2 separate regions of the Mus musculus genome follow, and region 2 is linked to region 1. The links are chromatin loops, found by intact Hi-C in ENCODE. Cell type or tissue: left cerebral cortex. All regions are shown on one strand. Links, peaks and the distances in the headings refer to the core of each region. The heading gives the core; the rest is flanking DNA. Region 1 holds the start of Nexmif (neurite extension and migration factor). Region 2 holds the start of Rlim (ring finger protein, LIM domain interacting).

What was found. A loop is a pair of places that touch in the nucleus more often than their neighbours do. Peaks named below come from ENCODE experiments on the same cell type or tissue, not always from the same donor. Only the 100,000 strongest peaks of a DNase experiment are listed, where the experiment ranks them.
Region 2: a loop joins it to region 1, with 5 times the contacts of the local background. A loop is called at or near these places in 2 of 42 quality-filtered maps.

Annotation. Positions count from the first base shown.
Region 1 is chrX:104,195,872-104,206,377 of GRCm38, reverse strand. It overlaps Nexmif (neurite extension and migration factor), which reads left to right and starts at 5,194. Exons shown (of 5, transcript NM_001077354.3): 1 at 5,194-5,745. In left cerebral cortex, for the core only: a CTCF peak has its summit at 5,272; DNase peaks (open chromatin) are centred at 5,229, 5,838, 6,652, 7,475 and 2 more places; H3K4me3 peaks cover 3,078 bases; H3K27ac peaks cover 1,841 bases.
Region 2 is chrX:103,975,490-103,985,995 of GRCm38, reverse strand. Rlim (ring finger protein, LIM domain interacting) reads left to right here and starts at 4,711. Exons shown (of 5, transcript NM_011276.4): 1 at 4,711-4,933; 2 at 6,662-6,723. In left cerebral cortex, for the core only: no CTCF peak of the experiment used is centred there; DNase peaks (open chromatin) are centred at 4,635, 5,218 and 5,624; H3K4me3 peaks cover 2,116 bases; H3K27ac peaks cover 1,284 bases.

The DNA.
Region 1 (10,506 bases), core at 1,340-9,339:
TAAGAGATTCTCTGCCACCTCTTTAGTCTTAAAAAACATGGAGAGTTATGAATAGTGCAAAGACTGGCCTGATATGAGAGCCACCCTAGACAAAGCAAAGAACATGGTGAAAACCCACCCAGTGTCTTTATATTATTTCTGTTGTGTTAGGCACTGTGCTTTGACATGAGCATTGAAATTGAAGTGCTTGTTCTCCTCTCCCAAAAGGAATAGTTTAGAAAGGGAAGAAGAAACACAAGCAATGTTAATATCCCATGTAATTGTACAGATTAAGGTAAACACAGATGTTATATAAGCCCACAGGAGGATACCCAGGCTAGTCTATAGACAGGGATGGGGTCTCAGAAGTTTGCTTGGAGTAACAACATTTAAATCTATGCCAAGATCATTGAAACTACTGAGCAAAAATTAGCATATTAGTTGCTTTTCTCACCACTGTGACCAATACCTTATTAAAAAAAAAAAACAACTCAGGGAAAGAAGATTGGCTCACATTTAAGGGTACACTCTCCATCACAGTGGGGAATGTATAAGAAAAAGATTATAAAGCTTTTAGTCACATTGTGTCTATAGTTAGAAAGCAGAGAGTGATGAATGCAAGTAGCCTGCATCCTTTCTCTTTTTTTCTCTTTTTACTCATCCAGAGACTCCAGGCCATGGTATGGTGATGTCCACATTCAGAGTGGGCGTTTTTCTCAGTGAAACTTGTTTGGATTACACTTATAGAATATGCACACATGTATGTCCCAGGTGAATGTAAATCCAGTCAAGTCGACAATCAAAATTAGCCATCATCACTAGCTATTATTAATATAATAATATCTACTTCCCCTGCTCTCAAAGAGCTCACAGTCTATCACAGGAGAAAGTATCAACGCAGATGCATAATCATATAATTCATGCTATGATTGACTGTTGGAGAAAATAGACAGAAAAGAGCTCACATTTAATGAAGGCTGCCTATGTGTCAAGCATTTTTCTAAAGACTATGTAGTCCTTAGAATATATATTTATAAATAATTTTATAATACAAATGTACAGTAGATGATATATAACAGATTATATCATATGATTGTATATTTACATTCAGCTCCCATAACAATTTATATTTACTCTCATTTTCCTCAATCACAGATGAAGAATTGAGGTACAGAGAGGTGAAAAAAAACTCACTTAAAACTACAAAGCTAATGGATGGCGTTAAGATGTCACAAGTGAGAAAGAAGCAGAAGCTTCTAACATCTTTTTTATTTGTTTACTTTGGTTCTAGGGATTGAACCTAGGGATTGTTCTAGGGATTGAACCTAGGGATTGAACCTAGGGCTCCGTGTATGGGAGGCACATACAACCTCTGGTCTATATCTCAATAATTTTCTTTTTTCTTTTTTTGTTTTTTCTAGACAGGGTTTCTCTGTATAGCCCTGGCTGTCCTGGAACTCACTTTGTAGACCAGGCTGGCCTCAAACTCAGATATCCACCTGCCTCTGCCTCCCAAGTGCTGGGATTAAAGGCGTGTGCCACCACGCCCGGCTTCCCAATAATTTTCTATATCAATAATTTCCCCATACTGTGGCTGAAGCAGGTTTTCAACTTTTGATCTTCCCACCATAGCCTTCCAAGTATCTGAGATTATAAGCCTGTGCCGTGAGATCCAGCTTGCCTCTGGCACTCATAGGCAAACCAAGATTTTCTGTTGGACAAAACAACCTTTAAAAATACCAACATCAGATGAAGTTCCTCTGAGAACATGATAAAGACAGACAAAACAAGACTGGCTCATAGTGTTGTCTAACCATAGACAAAAGGTCATTGTACCACCCATAGAAACCTTGTTTTCACTTTAGTTTGACCTCTATATAGATAAGACTTATTAAAATGGCATTTCATACATATCCCTTCCTTTATGACTGTATTTAACATGGAGCAGAACTCCACTTTCCTTAGACCTCTGTCCTAAATTGTCCTGCTTGACCAAATCTCAAATTGTATAATAAACCCTTTATTCCATCTCTTTACTGTTACCCCATGATTACTTATTACATTAGCTTGCTTGGGGTGCCATAACAAAATGAGAGTGGCTTAAACAAAAAAAAAAAAAAAAACAAAAAACAAAACTGTTTTCTCACATTTCTGAAGATTATACTGGCAGGAGCCTGATGTGGCTGTCTCCTGAGAGGATCTGCCAAAGCCTGACATAATATAGAGGCGGATGCTCGCAGCCAACCATTGAACTGATCACGGGGTCCCCAATGTTGGAGTTAGAGAAAGGACTGAAGGAGCTGACGGAGTTTGCAGCCCCATAGGAGGAACAACAATATCAACCAGCCAGACTCCGCCCCCCCCAAAAGCTCCCAGGGACTAAACCACCAACCAAAGAGTACACATGGAGGGACCCATGGCTCCAGTTGCATATGTAGCAGAGAATAGCCTTGTTGGACATCAATGTGAGGGAAAGCCCTTGGTCCTGTGAAAGCTTGATGCCCCGGTGTAGGGGAATGCCAGGGTGAGGAGGTGGGAGTGGGTGGGTGGGGGAGCACCCTCTTAGAAGCAGGGGGAGGGGGATGGAATAGGGGGTTTCTGGGAGGGGAATTGGGAGAGAGGATAACATTTGAAATGTAAATAAATATCCAATAAAAAAATCTGAAAGCAAGCTGTTGACAGGTTTGCTTTCTCCTAAGGCCTCTTTAGCTAGCAGATGACTGACTTCTAATGGTGTCCCACATGTTCTTTTCCCCAGTGTGTGAGCTCCTGGTGTCTCTGTGTGTGCCTAAATGTCCTCTTCTTAAGTACACTAGGAAGACTGGATTGCAGCCCACACTTTGGCCATATTTTAACTTAATCACTTCTTTAACTATTCTATTTCAAAAGTAGCCACAGCCTGAGATCCGGAGGGTTAGAACGTCAGCACAGTACTGGGGTGGGACACAGTTCATTCATAAGTAGACTTATGATGTATGTTCTCCTTCACTGTAACTAGTAACACACTGAAACTGTTTCATTATAATGTGTGTTCCTTGCTGTCTTTGAGTGGAGACACTGACAAAATAATAACTGATAGCTAATAAACGACCTTTATACATTCATTTTGTGTGTGCCTGTGTGGGGGCATGTACTTGTACATACTATGGCACGTGTGCAAAATCAACAGCCACTTCTGGATGTTGATTTTCTTCTTCTACCATGTGGGAGCCTCAGGGGGATGTTGGAGCATCAGAATTGAAGCATCTGCTTTTTATCCAGTAAGCCATCGCACTGGCTGGCAACTAACTTTCAAAAAGAATAACAGCATATGTGGTTAGCCAAGGTGAAATCAAATGGCAAAGAGCAATTCATTCTGGCAATTGAAATCCAGCCATACATGGTGGCATTTTTATATGCTTGACATTTGTTTCTGCACTTGAGGGTGGATGTCAAATTTTATTTTATTTTTTATTTATCTCATTGGCCTAAAAGAGGCAAGTGTACTTGCACAGTAAGCAAGGTACATAAAGCACTATTCCTCTTTTCAAGATGTGCATATTTTGTCAGGGTTCAATATTCTAACCTGTAAAATGGAAGTAATAAAAATGTGTTTATTATGAGGATTAAACAAAAGAATTGGTGTAGGTTGCTCACCATAGTGGTTGTCACACAGGTAAACACTCAGGAAGTTTGGATTCTTTGAGAAATGAGCCATTATTGAAGGATGAGTTTCTGTAATATAAGAGGGGACTGACAAGGAGTATTCCAAGAAGGTGAAATGGTAGGTGGCCTTTAGCTAAACCTCCCTGAAAACACACCCAGAAGTGTGTCCCCTAGGTGAGTGTAAGTTTTAAAAACCTGCCCCCACCCCACACAGACACTCCATGGCAAGAGGATGAAAGAGTCAGGACTGCGTTCCTTTAACTTAAACCCGACCCCTGTATCTTTTACTTTGCCTTGAAAAATCTCTCCCCCTACCCTCCTGACCCATACACATTATCCATGTCTGTGCTGTTTCTGGGGAGGGGTTAGGTGACAGGCTAGAGGCCCTGGGAAGGGTTAGAGGACTTACACACTGCAGATCTCGAAGTCTGACCTTAGAAAATGAGGCTGTAGGGTGGAAACAGAGAAATCTGAAATTGAGCTCTCCATGACTGGGAAGCTGGGTTGTGGCAAGGACTTGCTGGAGCAAGTGCACACAAAGTAGCTAGCTTTATTCTCTCCGCTCTAGCGTCAACACTTAATCGTTCTCCCTGGTTTCTAGTGGCACTGACCGTGGCTCTCAGGCCCCAACCCTACACCCTGGGCTTCATTGAATACTACGTGTTCCCCGGTGGGTCGCTTTCCATTCCTGTACTGTTGATTCCCAGGGCGTCAAAAGGGAAATGACCACCTAAGGAATTTTCCTGTGACAGCAGTCAGATCCCATTTCCTTCCCGGCCATATTCAGAATCCCTTTTTCTCTCCTTCACTTCCTAAAAAAACTCATCCCTTTCCAATTCTCTGCCTTGTTACAACCCTTCCAGCACAATCCACCTTCCCGGGGCTTGGGGCCTGAAGTTAAGGGTAGGTTGGATGGATAGAGGCTTAATACATGGAGCCATTCAGATATTCTTCCTGAAACTTCAGAGCGCCCCTCTCTGAACACATAACTGCCTTCAAAGGCGTGGGAGAGTGGTGTCCGGCTGCGTGTCTGCTAGGGGAAGAACAAGCCAGCAGCGCCGTGGACTGGGCGGGCTGCGAGAATGTGAGTGGGGGGCGGGGTGGGGGTGGGGAAGGGGGGTGCGCGCCCTTTATGACAGGTGGCCGCGCAGTGCGCGCTCCCGGACGTCTGAGGGGACCGCCGGGAGGGACAGACAGACAGACAGGGTGGGAGGGGGCACACACGAGGAAGGGACCGCAGAGAGGGTAAGGAAAGAGAGAGCAAGATAGGGAGGGCTGTGGTGGGGAAGGAGGATAGGGAGGGGAACGCGTCCAACAAGAACTGCTGTGTTGGAGGAAACAATGGCAGGGGCAATAGCGATGGTGGCAGCCGAGGCAGCCCCACTCTGGGCACCTTTCTGAATGGGCAGAGGCAGCTCTGGAAGCAGAAGAGAGCAGGCAGAGCCCGCAGAGGCTCTGAGCCAAGCAGCCCAGGGAGGAGAAGGGGGAGGAGGAGGAGGAAGAGGAGGAGGAGGAGAAAGGGGGGAGGAGGGGGCCGAGGCAGGGGGGGAGAACCCGGGAAGGAAAACCAGTAGCATCAGCAGCAGCAGCCACCGCCGCCGCCACCACCACAGCAGTGGCAGTAGCGGCAGTGGCAGCGTTTAGCAGTAGTGTTCCCAGCGCTAGCGGCAGTCGCAACCGCCCTCCGCGTCTCCGTCTCGCGGACAGCCGCAGCCACCGCGTGCAGAGCGGGCTCCGGGCACCGCCGCGCGCAGCCGGCGAGCCGGGCAGTGCTGGCGCGGGCGAGCGGCGCGGTGAGAGGAGCGCTGTCCTGGGAGCCGGCGGGCGGCTGTGGAGCCTCTGAGTTTCGGCGCCCGAGCCCGACAGCTCTGCCTCCATCTAGTGCGGCGGCTGCGGCGGAGCCAGAGTGAGCGAGCGGAGCGAGGCGCGTCCACCTGGCGGGCCCCGCGCATGGAGCAGAGGCAGAGGAGACGGCAGTGAGCGGGAGCAGCGGCGGCAGCTCTAGCAGCTCCGGCGACGGCGACGGCGGCGGCAGCCCAGCCTTGACTGCGACCGTCCCAGCTCGGGACGCCGGCAGCAAGGACCCACCAGCGACGTGCGCCTCGGGAGGCGGCCTGCGAGGTGAGTCTGAGCGCTGCCATGCAGCCTCCCCCATCCCCCCCGGGCCTTCTCCCTGGCTCCCCGGGCCGGCTGGAGCCGGCGGGCGGCAGCTGGGGGTGGGGGTGGCGGCTGCGAGGAACCGAGGGCTAGCCGAGCGAGGAGCCGAGCAAGGGATGCCGGCGGGGAGAGCGTGTGTGTGTGTGTGTGTGTGTGTGTGTGCGCGCGCGTGCGTGTGAGTGTGTGTGAGTGGGAGAGTGTGCGAATGGCGTGCGGGTGCTGTCTGTGTGCGGGAGGCAGCGAGGCCGCCGGGGCGAGGGAGCCTGGCTCGCCCGCCGCTGCCGCCGCCGCTGCCGCCGCCGCCGCCGCCGAGCGTGCGCTGCAATCTAGGAAAGGCCTGTGTGCCGCCGCCGGGGGAGGGGGAGGGGAAGGGAGCGGGCCGGAGCCGCCGCCACTGCCGCCGCCGCTCACACACGCCTGCCTGCCGCAGGGCAGCGGCCGCTAGCCGCCTGCCACCTCCCATCGGTTCGGTGACCCCGGGGGAACCTCGGGCGTCTGGGGAAAGTGGCACGGCCCGAGGCACGCGTCCGAGGGAGCGGGAAAACGTAGGCACGCGGCGGGCGCCGGCTGGCGTCCCGGCCGAAGCTGCAGAGGTGCGAAGGCGCCGCTGGCCGCCGTACGGACGCCTCCCCCGCCCGAGGCTCCCGCGCGCCCCAGGCGCCTCTGGCCACCCCGCGGTGGCACGGGCGGCTCGCAGCACCCGCTCCAAGCAGCCGCCGCTGGCGACCGACGAGAAGTTAGGGGCCCGAGCGAGCCTCGCCCAGGCTTGTCACCTTTGCAGGAAATTGGCCCGCTGCCCTTTCCCGCTCTCCCTTGCCGTCAGATTGACGCTTTCCTCCGGGACTCCTGGAGCTCGTCGCTGCTGCGCCTGCAGGGACACTGCTGCGGCTCGATCTTATCCAGCCCTGCGGGCTCAGAGGCCGTGGGGCGGCCCCGCTCCCCGAAAGTGTGCAGACCGCGCTGTTCAGCTGAGGAATCCAGTGGTTTCAGCATGACTGCTCCTGTCTCATTAGTGAGACACCGAACCACGGGCGCAAGGCTTTTAGTCTTTTTCTGAAGTTAAAAAAAAAAAAAAAATCAGTTGACATTCCCATTTTGACACCAGCACTTCAGATTTTTGTCCAGCTTCTGGTAGCATTTTGGAATGACCAAGTCTCATATTTTGCTTCTGGGCTTTGGCTTCCAACATGTTGTTAAATTCTAGGCGCAACAGCATACTTAACTGTGTGGCTTTTTCTAACGTTTCATTTTGTAGACTTGTCTGAGAATACACAATAGTGTGTGGGGTTGGCAGGACTTTTTTTTAAGTATCTTTATAAAATACTTTAGCGCTGGGATTTAAAAAACTGTTTTAATTGAAGAAGCAGAGTGTGCTTATAGTTCTGGAATATTTTGCTTGCTGAGTAAAAGGTGCTCTAATGGTTTCCTCTGAACTGCAAGAGACCATTTGGGACTTGCGGGGTGAGTCGCACATCTTTATGCATGGATAGAATGACCAAACATTTTATTTACAGCAGTGATGTTCTCATAGCTGAGGAGATTTTACACTTATTAAAAAATATTTTTAGAAAGGAACAAAAAAAAAACCTTAAGAAACTGTCATTTTACATATTAACTAGAAAACCGGCTAATCAAATAAAACTGGCTGAGTGTCTGAAACTCTATCCCAGTGAAATATGTGGCTGTGAATATAATTAACCATCTGTCTAGTGAGCAATTTAAATTTGGGCTGGTACATTTTTATTACAGTCTCTAATTTCTGGAAGACTTGTACATTTTACCCAGCACTAACAACAGAAGCGTATTTGCTTACTAGGTCAGAAATGTACTTGTGTGGTGGTGGGATTTCCCTCTATCCCCACCCTTACATCTTATGTAGTCTCTATACTCTTACATCTTACATAGTCTCCATACTCCTTGACCAGGGAGGTCAAATAAACCTCGGGCTTTTTTGCAAGCAACATATTTACAATAGGGGAATTCAAAGCCCCTCTGGCAGCTAGTGATTAGACATTTTGTTGTTGTTTCTTGGAAATACTTAGCAAAAATTGTCTCCCACAGAACCTAGATAGATTGCATGTATTTGAGTTGAAAAGACATAATTTTTGTGTGTGTGCCCATGTGTTCAAATAGGGTGGGGTGATTCAAGAAAATTTGTAAGACTTGAAATTTGATTTCATTTACTTTGTCTTTTTCTACTTAATTCTTTGTAGAGCACACCCCCCAGCTTGTCTTCCTGTCTCCATACCCCTATGCCCCACAGAACTAGGCTAAGAAAAATCACACTCTTGTCCCTTTAGCCAGTTTTTTTTTTACTTCAATAGTACCAGATCTGTGATTATTAACAATATGTCAAGAAACTAACTTTTTTTGAAGACCAAACATTCAAAATATCAAAACATAAAATATTGTGCACATTTAAATTCTTCCTGTGGTATGATTTTTAACTTGAAAGTAATTACTTGAAAAAAAACTGAAAAGAGTTTAGGGAAAAGATTAGATTTCACAGACTCCAACCAAATAGCTATTGTTAACATAATTAAAAAGAACCACTGATTGTGCAGCAAGCCAGAGAAAGCCATTTAAAAGAAAATACTTTTAAAACAAATATTTGCCTAAATTACAGCTCGGATAAATGGGTAACAATTATATAAGCACATGGCAGAATTTGACATATGTCAAGTCTGTTAAATAAATCAGTCTGTTCAATGAATAAATCTTCGATGCATCAATGTTTTTTTAACACACACATACACACATGCAGGCACACGTGCAAACCTGTAATATCCCTGTTGCCAAAGTCAAACAACTGCAGAACACTGCTGCTTTCTGTTTTACTCACTGTCTTTCTCCTGTCTTTTTCTTTTTCTTTTCTTTTCTTTTCTTTTCTTTTCTTTTCTTTTCTTTTTTTTTACAATCTGATTACCTGTAAGCTGCCCAGAGAGCAAAGCGAACTAAAGATGTGCTGTTGATTCCCTTTGCTTGTGTTTACGGAGGTAGAAGAGAGAAAGAAAAAGCTCTAACAGCCGGATTTAAAACACTCAAAGACGTGCTCATGGCACTCTAACACAATCACTGTGGAGGTTCTAGTCTCACTGAAGTATTTGCTTAGGGGAGGGACTGTCTTAACCAAAGAAGCATTTATTGCAGTTTCTCTGCTCCTAAATCCAGTTCTAGAGATTTTTTTCTTCTGCAAGCCCCTTCCATTGTAGTAAGAGGAGATTCTAGTTGGCCTTTGACTGTTATATGTAAACTTTTTATGTGTTAGTATACCCGTGGTCAAAATGTTCCTGCTGGCAGTAAGCAAAAGAAGATAGAAGGGTCAAACAAGTGATACAGAGGAGACTGATTCACTGAGAAGCAGGTCATTTTTGGCTTCATTGTTTTTCCCATGTTGGAGGATTTCAGATTTAAACTTTATATTTTCCTTTATTATTTTACTTCCTCTGAAGAGTCGAGCTCCCTAGTTAATAGTTCCTCACCAGAGCACCCTTTCAAATCCAAGGTCATAAGGTTGGACATAAAGAACTTAAGCTGGTTGTCCAGGACGCTTTGAGAACAAAACAAAGAGCCATGACAGGAGCACTTCAGGTGACCTTTAAGTTTGTACCTTCACTGCTATCCAGAAAATGTATTTTGAGGCAGACATGAAACAACATCGGCCTCCTGCCACAGTAAGCATATCACAATTTAGGGAAGGAGGCAGTTCAGGGAAGCTGCCTTTTTGAGGCCTGCTCCAGGTAGAGGCAAGGATCTTTTGTCTCTTCCCTCTGTCCTGAATAGTGATTCACAGACTTTGGCTATGGAATGTGCTCCCTTTTTCTTGTAAATGCTATGATCTAATGTCTTTCCTTGTTCTCCAGCCGGAAAGGATTTCTAGCGTTTGTTTTGCTTTTGTTGTGTTCTGTTCCAAGCTTTTTCCCCTTTTCCCCCCGGAGCTGAAGATGGAGCACAGGGCCTTGGACACGCTAGAGAAGAGCTCTACCTTGGAGCTACATTTCCAGCCATGAGTGTTTTTTGCTTTTGTTTTTCATTTTTAGACAGGGTCTTGTGTGTAGCCCAGGCTACTTTTGGATTTGTGATCCTCATACGTCCACCTCCCGAGTACTGGCATTACATACAATGTTCCAAAAACCCCTGGCAGAATTCTTAAGAGCATCCACAACGCACACAATTTTTTTTCCAAAATGGCGTGTCTATAGATCATCTTATTTCTCTCCAGTAAGATGACTTTGATTTAAGCAATTATGTACCATTTTCCTCAAGTGTCCCCAAATCCTATGAAAACTATCAGTTTCATTCTCCCATTGTTTTTTTCAAGTGTCCCACAAACTAGCTGGAGAAAGAAGCTTCTGCTGTCTATCTGCAGATTATCTAAAGGCTGGAGAACAAGATTTGTACACTGCATCTAAACATAGGAATTTTGACCCACCCTCCATCAAGAACAAGCATAAACCCAGATGTGGTATAATCCCCCACACAAGAGGCTGAGAGGCAAGAAGATCCTGAGCTTGAGGTCAACCTTGGAAACAGAGAGTTCGAGGAAATCTTGGGATGTGTAGTGAGACCCTGTCTTGTTTCAGAGACGGGCTGCATAAAACTCCATGTTCAATCCTTAGTGCCACCTAAACTGGATGTGGAGCTATGATCCCAGCATTCAAGAAGAAAAGGTAGGAAGACAAGAAGTTTAAAGTCATCCTCAACTAGATAGCAAACTTGAGACCA
Region 2 (10,506 bases), core at 833-8,832, 220 kb after region 1:
AGAAGAAGACAGAGTTTGTAACTTCTGTACCCAAAGCCCCAAGGCGTAAGGAAGAGCATTGGCTCCCAGTATTTATTGAATGAATGACTTAATCCAAGGAATAAATGAATGAATAAGAGACTTGAGGATCTGGTTCAGTGACAGAGCTCTTGCTTAGTGTTCATAAGACCATAGACACATTCAGTTTGATCTCTGGTGCCAAAATAAATTAATACTTAATTTATTTGTTTAAATAAAACATTAGTGAATATTTACCTTTGTATCTTTATGCACTTCCTTGGAACGAACTGAAGAAGGCTTTTACAGTTCACTTCTATCTTAACTGTTAGAGTGAACTTCTAAAAGAGCAAGCAGTGGAATGGAAGCACTAAAAACTAAATGGTTTCCTGGGTAAAAGATTTTGGCCAGTGGATTTTTTCTTTTTTTTTTAAGTTTTATTTATTTATTATGTATATGAGTACACTGTAGCTGTCTTCAGACACACACTAGAAGAGCATCAGATCCCATTTTAGATGGTTGTGAGCCACCATGTGGTTGCTGGGAATTGATCTCGGGACCTCTGAAAGAACAGTCAGTGCTCTTAGCCACTGAGCCATCTCTCCAGCCCCCAGATTTTTTCCCATCTACCCATTTATTCAAATAGTTACAGAGTATCTATTACCCTGTCTGCTATCTTCAAAAGAGGCAGTATTTGTTCTCAAGAAGTAGACATGTTATCTACAATGCAAAATGAGTGTTTGTTATGCGAAGTGAAGATGAGGTGACCTGCTGGGGAGAATAAAGCTCTGTTGTGATCTTAACTGCACTGAAACCTGACCAAGGACAGAGTCAAAGGGCGGTGGCGAGAGGGGCACTGGTAGAGCCAGAGGCTGAAGAAGGTCTAGTGTGTGGAATGGCAAGGTAAATATACTGTACTCACTGGGCGTGTCAGAGAGGTCCATGATTGTTACTCAAAAGATTTTTGAACGACATTAGAGGCATTAAGAGAACTAAGTAAATATTCTGAAGCTGCCTTTTCCACAGAACCTTTGGACTGTCTTAAAAACAGCACTTACTTATTATATCTTAAAATAGTGGGGATATTTCTAGAAAGAAAAATGAAGCTTAGAACACACCACAGCTGTAAATGTTATCTCTAAATTTAAATATTATTTTTTAAAAAGAAAAACCAAAATCAAACACATAGCATACATAAAGAGCTTTAAAAAACAAACAAAACAAAAACAAGACAATATTGAATCAGATAACATTGATCTTTCTTTTTAAAAAAAACTAACGATTTTCATTGCTATTAGGAGAAATTCGAAATCTGCAATAAAAACTACATGCTAGCTTGTTGATTCATTTAAAACTATTGATTTGGTGATTGTTAGTATTTTAGGCTGGGGAGATTCTGCTGTGAAGGGGTGGAGCCAAGCGCAGTTCCCATGGTGTTTACTCTCAGAGGGGTAGGAGGCAGCAAGCCGGAAGACTGATAGATTATAAACATACAAATAAAATCAATATACAAGCAAATGGCCCAATTAAATTCTAATGTGTGAAGAAAATAAAACAGAATCTTTGTTGGACAAAACCGTCTAGTGCTTCAGCACCCCAGGCTCCATTTTCTCATCCCAGGGAATGTAAATAAGGCTGTTCAGTCTCTCCCAGTTCTTCCCTCATTTTCCAGAACCACCCTTTCAGGTCTCAGGCACAAATGGCAGCTGTTCTTGGTACTTCCGTTGGTACACTCTTCTCCTATGTTCTTTACGTTAATATTGGTTCAATGACTGTCTTGCCTACAGAGCGGGTCTTGTGATGATAGCTACTGATAGATCTAAACAGTCGTCAGCAGATCACTGAAATGAACTCGAGGAGAGTTTTTCCCCCCAGCTGTTTCATTGTCACGTGAGACACATAAGTAGGCTGAATGGGAACTAAATATTCAATAGTGTTTGCTTGGATGGTTCTAGAGTGTACTCAAATGGCATCATGGGCTGCATGATGTGAATAATTTCCTTAATACCTGAAGCAGCTGTGTGTTTATGAACAAGCATGGGAACATAGGTCTTCGGAAACAGAGGCAAGGTGTGTATTTGGACCATAGAAAGAACAAATGGATAGGAACTCTTTTTCTTTTCTTGTTTTACATTCTTACTGCTTTTACTTACTGAATGAAAAAGACTGTCCTCCTTGCTAAAATCTATTAAATACATGGACACTGTGAAATCTCTAAGACAATACAGAAAAAGATAAAGAAGGTTAAACGGCTAATAATGATTATACTTTACTTGCATGTATGCCCACATAGACTTGTAGGGGTTGGGCATTTAGCTTAGTGGTCAAGTGCATCCCAAGTACATCCTTAGTACTGGGGAAAAACCACAAATCAATCTCTCTCTCTCTCCCTCCCTCCCTCCCCCCAAGGAATGTAGACTTCTATCTAGAGTATAGATATATTTATTTTTTTAAGCTTTGGCCTCTGCTGGCATTCTGGCCCTGAATTCAATCCCTGAGACAGCCCACAAAGTGGGTGGAAAGTAAGAACGTTTGAGCAACATAGCAGGCTCAAACATACACGCAAAAAGTGTAATTTATAAATTAAAACATTCTATATAATGTCTAGTATTTTTTTTAAAGACAGAGTCTCACTCTAGCCCAGGCTGGCCTGGAACACACTAGGTAGCCCAGACTGGCCTTGAATGAGTTACAATCCTGCTTGATCCTCTTAGGTACTTTGATAACAGGCAAACACTGTGGTGCCCAGCTACACTGGGGCTTTTGACACACATTACCAGATTGTCTTTTAAAAGTTACATGACCTTTGAGCAGGGAAGAGTGAAGAAGGTTTGAAATACCAGTACGAATACTTGGGAAGTAGAAGCTTGACTGTAGATTCAAGGCCAGCCTGGGTCTCATAGACAGACTCTCCATTTTAAAATTTAGTCTCACACTTTAATCTCAGGCTGGTCTGGAATTTATTATGTAGCCCAAGTTGGCCTCCAACTCTCAGCAACCCTCCTGTCTCAGCTTCCCCAGTTCTTGGGTTTTTAGTGTGTGTGTGTGTTTTTGGTTTTTGGAGACAGGGTTTCTCTGTGTAGCCCTGGATGTCCTGGAACTCACTCTGTAGACCAGGCTCGAACTCAGAAATCCACCTGCCTCTGCCTCCCAAGTGCTGGGATTAAAGACGTGCGCCACCACTGCCCGGCGTGTTCTTTTTTTTTTTTTTTAAAGATTTATTTATTTTATGTATGTGATTACACTGTCGCGGTCTACAGACACAGCAGATGAGAGCATCGGATCACATGGCAGACGGTTGGGAGCCACCACGTGGTTGCTGAGAATTGAACTCAGCGCCTCTGGAAAAACAGTCTGTGTGCTTAACCGCTGACTCATCTCTCCAGCTCTTTACCGCGTTCTTAACCGGTGAGATAAACTAAGTGCTTTACAGAAAATTACGTAGGTAATGGAGAAGGTTAAATAGAGTGGTCACGGGTTTCTCTAGGAGGTGAGGTGAGGCCTAGACGATCCATGTAAAAAATATGAAAAGAAAAATATTATAGTGTAGTTTATGTGTGTGCCTTTTTTTTGTTTTTTGTTTTTGTTTTTCGAGACAGGGTTTCTCTGTGTAGCCCTGGCTGTCGTAGAACTCACTCAGTATACCAGGCTGGCCTTAAACTTACACAGAGATCTGCCTGCCTCTGCCTCCTGAGTACTGGCGTTAAAGGCGAGCCACCGTCGACCAGCTTCCAGCTTCCAGCCCAGTTTAAGCAACTGATGTAGCAATAAGTTAGGTTCGTTGGAACAACAGTAAAAAAGTTAGTCTACCTGTTCTTTTATCAGAAAACAGAAAAATAGGGTGGGAACACAGAGACGTACTTTAAAACGGGGTGGGGGCGGTTGGGTTCTTATTCCCTTTAACTGAACAATGGGAACTGAAAGGTGTATGGCGCATTCCCTCTGGTCCTTTCTTTAGGCTTTAGCATCCAATAGACGCTTCCTTAACCGCCCTTTTCGAATTCCCCCACTATCACTTTTTCCCATCCATTTACAAATCGCCACACCCTTTTAAAGTACTCTAGTTAGAGCCTCGAGGAGGCCTTCCCCACCACTTTTTAACATTGCAAATTCACTTTTGTCCCCACGTTTTATGCCTCCACCCACTTCCTCACTTTTAATCTCTAGTATTTAGCAACAAATTGTTTTATAAGTGTGTTCACCCTAGATTACCAAATCCCTTAAGGACTGAGAATTCTTGGACTATTTCAACTTAATTTATGGTTCAACTTCCTCAACATCTACAGCTGTGCTTGAGCTACAGTTGGCATTCGATAAATACATGTTGAATAAAAGGTTGGCTGCCGTCTACACTAGTCTGGACTGTATGGATCAATGCCAGTTACACCGATACTACATTCTTGTTCTCTGTGAAGGGCTTCAAGCGGCCCGACTGTGACGTCCTTCAGCTTTCAAAATGGGAAAGCGAAGGTTCCCACAATTCTCAGAACGCGAATTTCTCGCTACAACTCAAAATGGCGAAGGAGGGTGGGGCCTGTCACATGGTGGGCGTCCCAGTAGCATTTTTTTCCCGACCCGCCGCCCGTCTGGGCGGGTAGTCTGTCCGGCCCCTCCTCTGCCCACCAGGCCTTTTCGAGGGCTCAACTGGGATTGGCTGGCCAGCAGTCTGGGCGGGGGCCTGTGAAGCTGGGAGCGCAGCATCACTTCCTGTTGTGGGCAGTCATTTCCTGTCAGTGCTAGGTAACAATGGGGAAGATAATGGCTGATTGAGCTACGTCTCCGAGCTGGCGCTGTTCTAGAGGCGGGTCTCTTGCCCGGGTTTAGAGGCGGGTTAGAACGCGGCGGCAGCGGCAGCACAGTAGCGCAGCGGAGGTCCCAGTGGCGGCGGCGGAGCCCAGTTGAGTTCCCTCCTGGCCGAAACACCGTGTAAGTGAAGGTACGGGCACCCCGAGAAATGGGATGTCGGACTGGAGGCAGGCAGGGGCCGCGGCCCTCAAAATGGCCCGAGTTGGCCAGCCGCGGCCGAGACACCCACTACGGCCTCCGGACCTGGGCTCCCGGCTGTGGGGGGCTCCGTGGCGTAGTCGCCGCTGCCATTTTAGTTGGGTGGCGTGTGTCGGCCCCGCTCGTGGAAGAAGGGGAAGGAGTCGGGCAGGACTTCCTCTCCCAGGCCGTGGAGTCGGGGCCCGGCCCTCCCGAGCTAAGAACGAACGCCGGGGAGGCGATCCTGGACTCCGGGCCTCAGGCGTGAGGATGGCTCCAGTGCTTCTTACTAAGAGGTTCCCCCCACCCCCCATCGTCGTCGCCCCGCGTTGCGTATCGGGCTAGGGTTTGGGGAAGTGGGGTGGAGGTGCTCTTAATTCGGATGTTGGGAACTCTTGAACCTTCAGATTTTCACAGGATTCGCAGAGCCTCATTTTGAACGCTTCTGTAGGGCATGACCAGTTTGTTAACCTCTGGGGCTACGGTGACAGTCTTCCGGGAGGATCGGAGACAAACGTGGTTTGCTTCCCTGCACCTTTAGCCCTAAGTGTATCCTTGGCCAGATTTTACTAGAAGGGTTTTCCTCCTCACAAGAAAAAAAAAATTAAAAAAACGGAGGGAAAAGACGTTGCGGGTTGTTTTCCCTGGTAAGTGTGGGAATTGAGCCAGACTATTTTCAAGTTAATTTCCGTGTGATCTGCCAGCAGCCCTACCCCTCCCCCACTCAGAAAAAAACCCCTAAGGGTCTCTGCTTCTGCGGGCGGGCGGTACCTGCCACGTACGCCATAGCTTAGTAACTAGTATTAACCGGTTGGGCTTCTGCTTCCTGAATACTCAGTCCCTTTCCCCCTTCTGCTGATTAATTTCAAGATGGAGGAGACAGCCACGTTCTTTTCCTGGACAGTTTCACCATACTTATTCCACAGGTTCGTTTGGCATCTGAGGCCTAGGAGACTAGTTATTTAGGTCATTTTTTTCCTCTTTTGGAGGGGAAAGGGATTTTATATCAGATTCTCATGGGCTCCTGGCAGGCCCCACTGTATATATGTTTTTTTTTCCTAGAAATAAGTTGCTTACATTTCTTGACTTGTAATTAGCCACCGTGCGTTTGAATGATTGAAGACAGAAAGAATAGGAAGTGTAGTCCTAATCATTTCTTTGATTCTTTATAATTAGGAGGCAGGCACAATTACAGGTCCACCTTTTCCTCAAATCAGTTTCTGAAATACAGGTTAAGGATCTAAAAGGACCAACCCAAGCACCCTTTAAGATAACTATTTAAGGGCAAACAATCATGCTGAAAAGGTCACAAATATCTCTTAGCTTAAAATGTCCTGATGATTTTTATTATTTTAATTTCTGCCTTAGGCTACTGTGGTATGCCAAATAAGTTCTTGAAAGTGGCTCGTAGAACTTGAAAATAATTATTAGTCTGATAAGGAAAAGCCTATTTTAAACAAGCTAATATTAAAAGGTAGATTGCCTCTTGGCCTTTAAAGGAAATCTTTTATCTAACTCCTGGTTCCTTCTGACCTTGGTTGTCCAAATATACTAATACTAACATTAAGTTAGGTTGGGTTATGATATATATAACCAAAATGTGTTTTTAAGAATTTGTTGTATTTCAAAGAAAATACGGATTTTGTAATAGGAAGAATAATGAATGCTTTTTTTTTTCTAGAGCTGAGTGAAGAAGACTAAAATCCAGTTTATTGGATTTCAATACTATGTCCTAAAAGACAGGTAATTATTTTTGTGTTGTCTCCTGGTGATTTATAATAATAGAATGCATTTTACAAATATACGTTCTATTCTACAGTCATGTGGTTGGATGGATTCATTGGTGTTGGCTATTCATAATGGGTACTTTCTACTGTGAATTCAAAGGGTACCTTTTCAGTACCTGAAAGTGCTTTATCTGTGGCATCTGTCTGCCTGCCTGTCTGTCTATCTATCTATCTATCTATCTATCATGCTCTTTTTCAAGACAGTCTCTCTTTGTAATCCTGGAACTAGTTCTATAGATCGGCAGGCCTGGAACTTAGAGATCCACTTGGTCTGCCTCCTGAGTGCTAAGATTAGAGGTGTGCGCTGAAAGAAAGAAAAAAGTATGCTGTTTTTAAGATGTTGTTAGAGACCTGGGTATAAGAAGTTGTTTTTAAATGTTCAGTGAATAAATGAAATAGCAATAGAATATGTGTTACTTTCTGTGCCATAATTTTCTTTTCCTCTTCAAGATTCAAGAAGTCATGTTGGTATGTATTACTCTAATTGGAATTAATTTTTTCATTATTATTAACATTGTAAGATAAATATATAAATTACTTGTGCTAACCAGTACACTTAATAAGAAAGCAAATGCAAACTTAGATTGTCCTAAGCCAACTGGTTATGGTTTTGAAGCACTTATTTTATCTCAGGTCTGTCTCAACACTGAAGGCACCAAACTCACCTCTATACCTGTTGGTTCTCCAGTTACCAGAAAGCTAGTGGAAATTAAAAGCGATAATCTGTAAGTTATCTTGTATCCGAAAACTATAAATTCTAAAGTAATTTGCCTCAGTGGATCAGGTGAGAGGGGAGAGTTATCAACCAGTATACACTATTTGGGTGGTTTGCTATAGAGTTTCTATTTCATCTAGTAATATTCTTGGTGTAAGTTGAGAAATTTACTTAAAAGAAAAGTCAGTGCCATGGTGGCCCACATCTGGAATCCTGACAGTTGGAGGACCAGACACAGGAAGATCATCACAACTTGAGCCCACCAGATCTAGATAGTGAATTCCAGACAAGATAGTAAAATCTTGTTTCAAAAAAAAATAATCAGGAGTCTTTTTAAAGAAACAGCTTAATAACAAATTCTTTAGAAATGATAGGCTGAGCTGGGCAGTGGTGGCACGCATCTTTAATCCCAGCACTTAGGAGGCAGAGGCAGGAGGATTTCTGAGTTCAAGGCCAACCTGGTCTACAGAGTGAGTTCCAGGACAGCCAGGGCTACACAAAGAAACTGTCTCGAAAAACCAGAAAAAAAAAAAAGTTAGGCTGATATTTTTCAGTTGATTAACATTGTAATAAGGCTTTCAGGAAGAGGAGACGAGTGGAGCATTTGCATTTATAAAATTGCATTCCATGTACTTTTTCCATAATCCTAAAGGACTGGGAAATAGAACTACCTCTTGGACTAGCATCCTGTTCCTTTGATTTACTCTAGAGTGGGTAACATAAAAAAGTAAAAAAAATAAATAAATAAGGTTCTGGACTTTGAAGTCACTGTCTAGGAAGAGGCCATTCTGTTTTGTAGGTATACTTATCTAACATGGAGATTTCTAAATCCTTGGGGCCCAGTTAATACAGTACTTTGAAGTTTTGATAACCAATGCTCAGACAGTAATAGTTGCATTGTTTTTTCCTTCATCATTTATTTCACCTTTGAATAGGGATATTTCCTAGATAGTATATAAAGCAGTTCATCTTTCCTCCTTCAGTTAACTGAGGTGTTTTTCAAAGATGGTTATCTTGTTTATGGGTGTATATGGTTTTGAACATAGTATTTTCCACCTGAAATTTGTAATTGTCAATTTCACTCTAGATTTTCTCATATTAAACTTGAGATTTTTATTCCATTAATTACAGCAGCACCAATAGATGTGTGGAACAAATATCTGTAGTAGACAGCAGCATAATTGTCTGTCTGCATGTGCTTAAGGTAGGTTAATGGTAATAACTGCACATCTATAGATTACTGTTTGTGACCTGTGGCAGTCTAAAGGAGTCTGATGGGAATGATTCTTTCTGGTTAGGGAGATATACTAGTTTGATGATAACTTAGGTGCAGGTATAAAAGGTTCTTATTAGTGTATGAGTCAGGGTTAAAGGCCCACACATGATTTCTGTGTAGCAACAGTACCTCAGGAAGGATAGAGTTATCATGTTTGATCTTAAAGACTTGTTTTCCTCAACTAAAATGAATTTGTTGGTATAGGTGATAGGCCAGTCCTTTTTTGGCTGTGTTTTTTTTTTATTTATTTTTATTTTTTAAAGATTATTTGTTATATTCAGTACACTGTAGCTGTCTTCAGACTTACCAGAAGAGGGCGTCAGATCCCATTACGATGGTTGTGAGCCACCATGTGGTTGCTGGGATTTGAATTCAGGACTTTCGAAGAGCAGTCAGTGCTCTTAACCCACTGAGCCATCTCGCCAGCCCCCTATTTTTAATTTTTTTTAAGGCAAGGTTTCTTCTGTAGTACAAGCTGTCCTGGAGCTAATTATATAACAACCTCATGGAAATCTTCCTGTCTCATCTTCTGAGTATTTTGGGAAAATATTTTTGTTTTGTTTTGTTTTGCTTTGCTTTGCTTTTTGATAAGATTTGTTGTGTAGCCCAGGCCATCCTTGAACTCCTGATCTTCCTACCTTGGGCTTTTACACTGCTAGAATTAACAGGAGTGTTTCAGAGGCCCAGCTTGATAAGGACTCTTCAATCTTGAAGTAGTACTGTGGTTACTGACTGCTGTCAGCTGGAGATGGAGTGTCATCAGAGTGGCTTCCCACTAACCTGATCCTATACATTGGTAGCATAGCGCAGTTTTGTCCTTTATTATATTTACTCTGTAGTTATTTCAATTGTTTTAGAGACTTGTAGGTGGAATTGTGGACTATAAGTCTAGTACTCCTCTGCAAAGAGCTTGGGCATGAGGGACATTGCCGAATCTGTTTTGGATTTCTCAACTACCCTTTCAAGAGGTAAAGATAGGAAATGACAAGAAAAGCTAAGTGTGCATTACTGTTTGGGTAATAGGTAATCTCTCCTTAATATGGTGTCTTACGAGTGTTGAGTGCACTATATATGCTGCTAGCATGCTGCTGGAAATTTATGAACAAATTGTGTGCATGGTGAGCAGAATCTTCCCATAAATAAATGCAGTAACACAACTCTGTTCTGTTTTTTTTCAATTCAATGTATTTGTATTAAGTATTTTACCTATATGTGCATATATGCATCGTATGTGTGTCTGTTGCCTATGTGGCCAAGGGAGGATGTCGATCCCCTGGAACCAAAGTTACTGATGTAGTGAGCCATTATGTAGTGCTGGGAATCAAATCAGGTCTTGTGTAAGAGGAACAAGTACTCTAAACTAAGGAGCCATCTCTATCCCCTCTGCCATTGTTTTGGTTTTGCTTTTTGTTATTGATAGTTTAGCACTGTCTAGCCTAGAACTCGAATTCTGTCTACTTCTGCCTCCTGAGTGCTGGAATTAAAGGTATGTTGCACTATGCCCTGTTTTTTTTTTTAATAATGCTTTGTGTTTTTAAAAGTGAGAGATGACAGACAAGCACAGCTCCCCATCCATCTACTTGCATATATTATATATTTAATGAAATTTCAACATTCTACAAAGGAAAATTCCTTTTTTTTTTTGAAACAGGGTTTCTCTGAGTAGCCCCCACAGTCCTGGCACTCACTATGTATACCAATCTGGCCTTGAACTCTGGCTCCTAAGTGCTGAGATTGAAGGCATATAA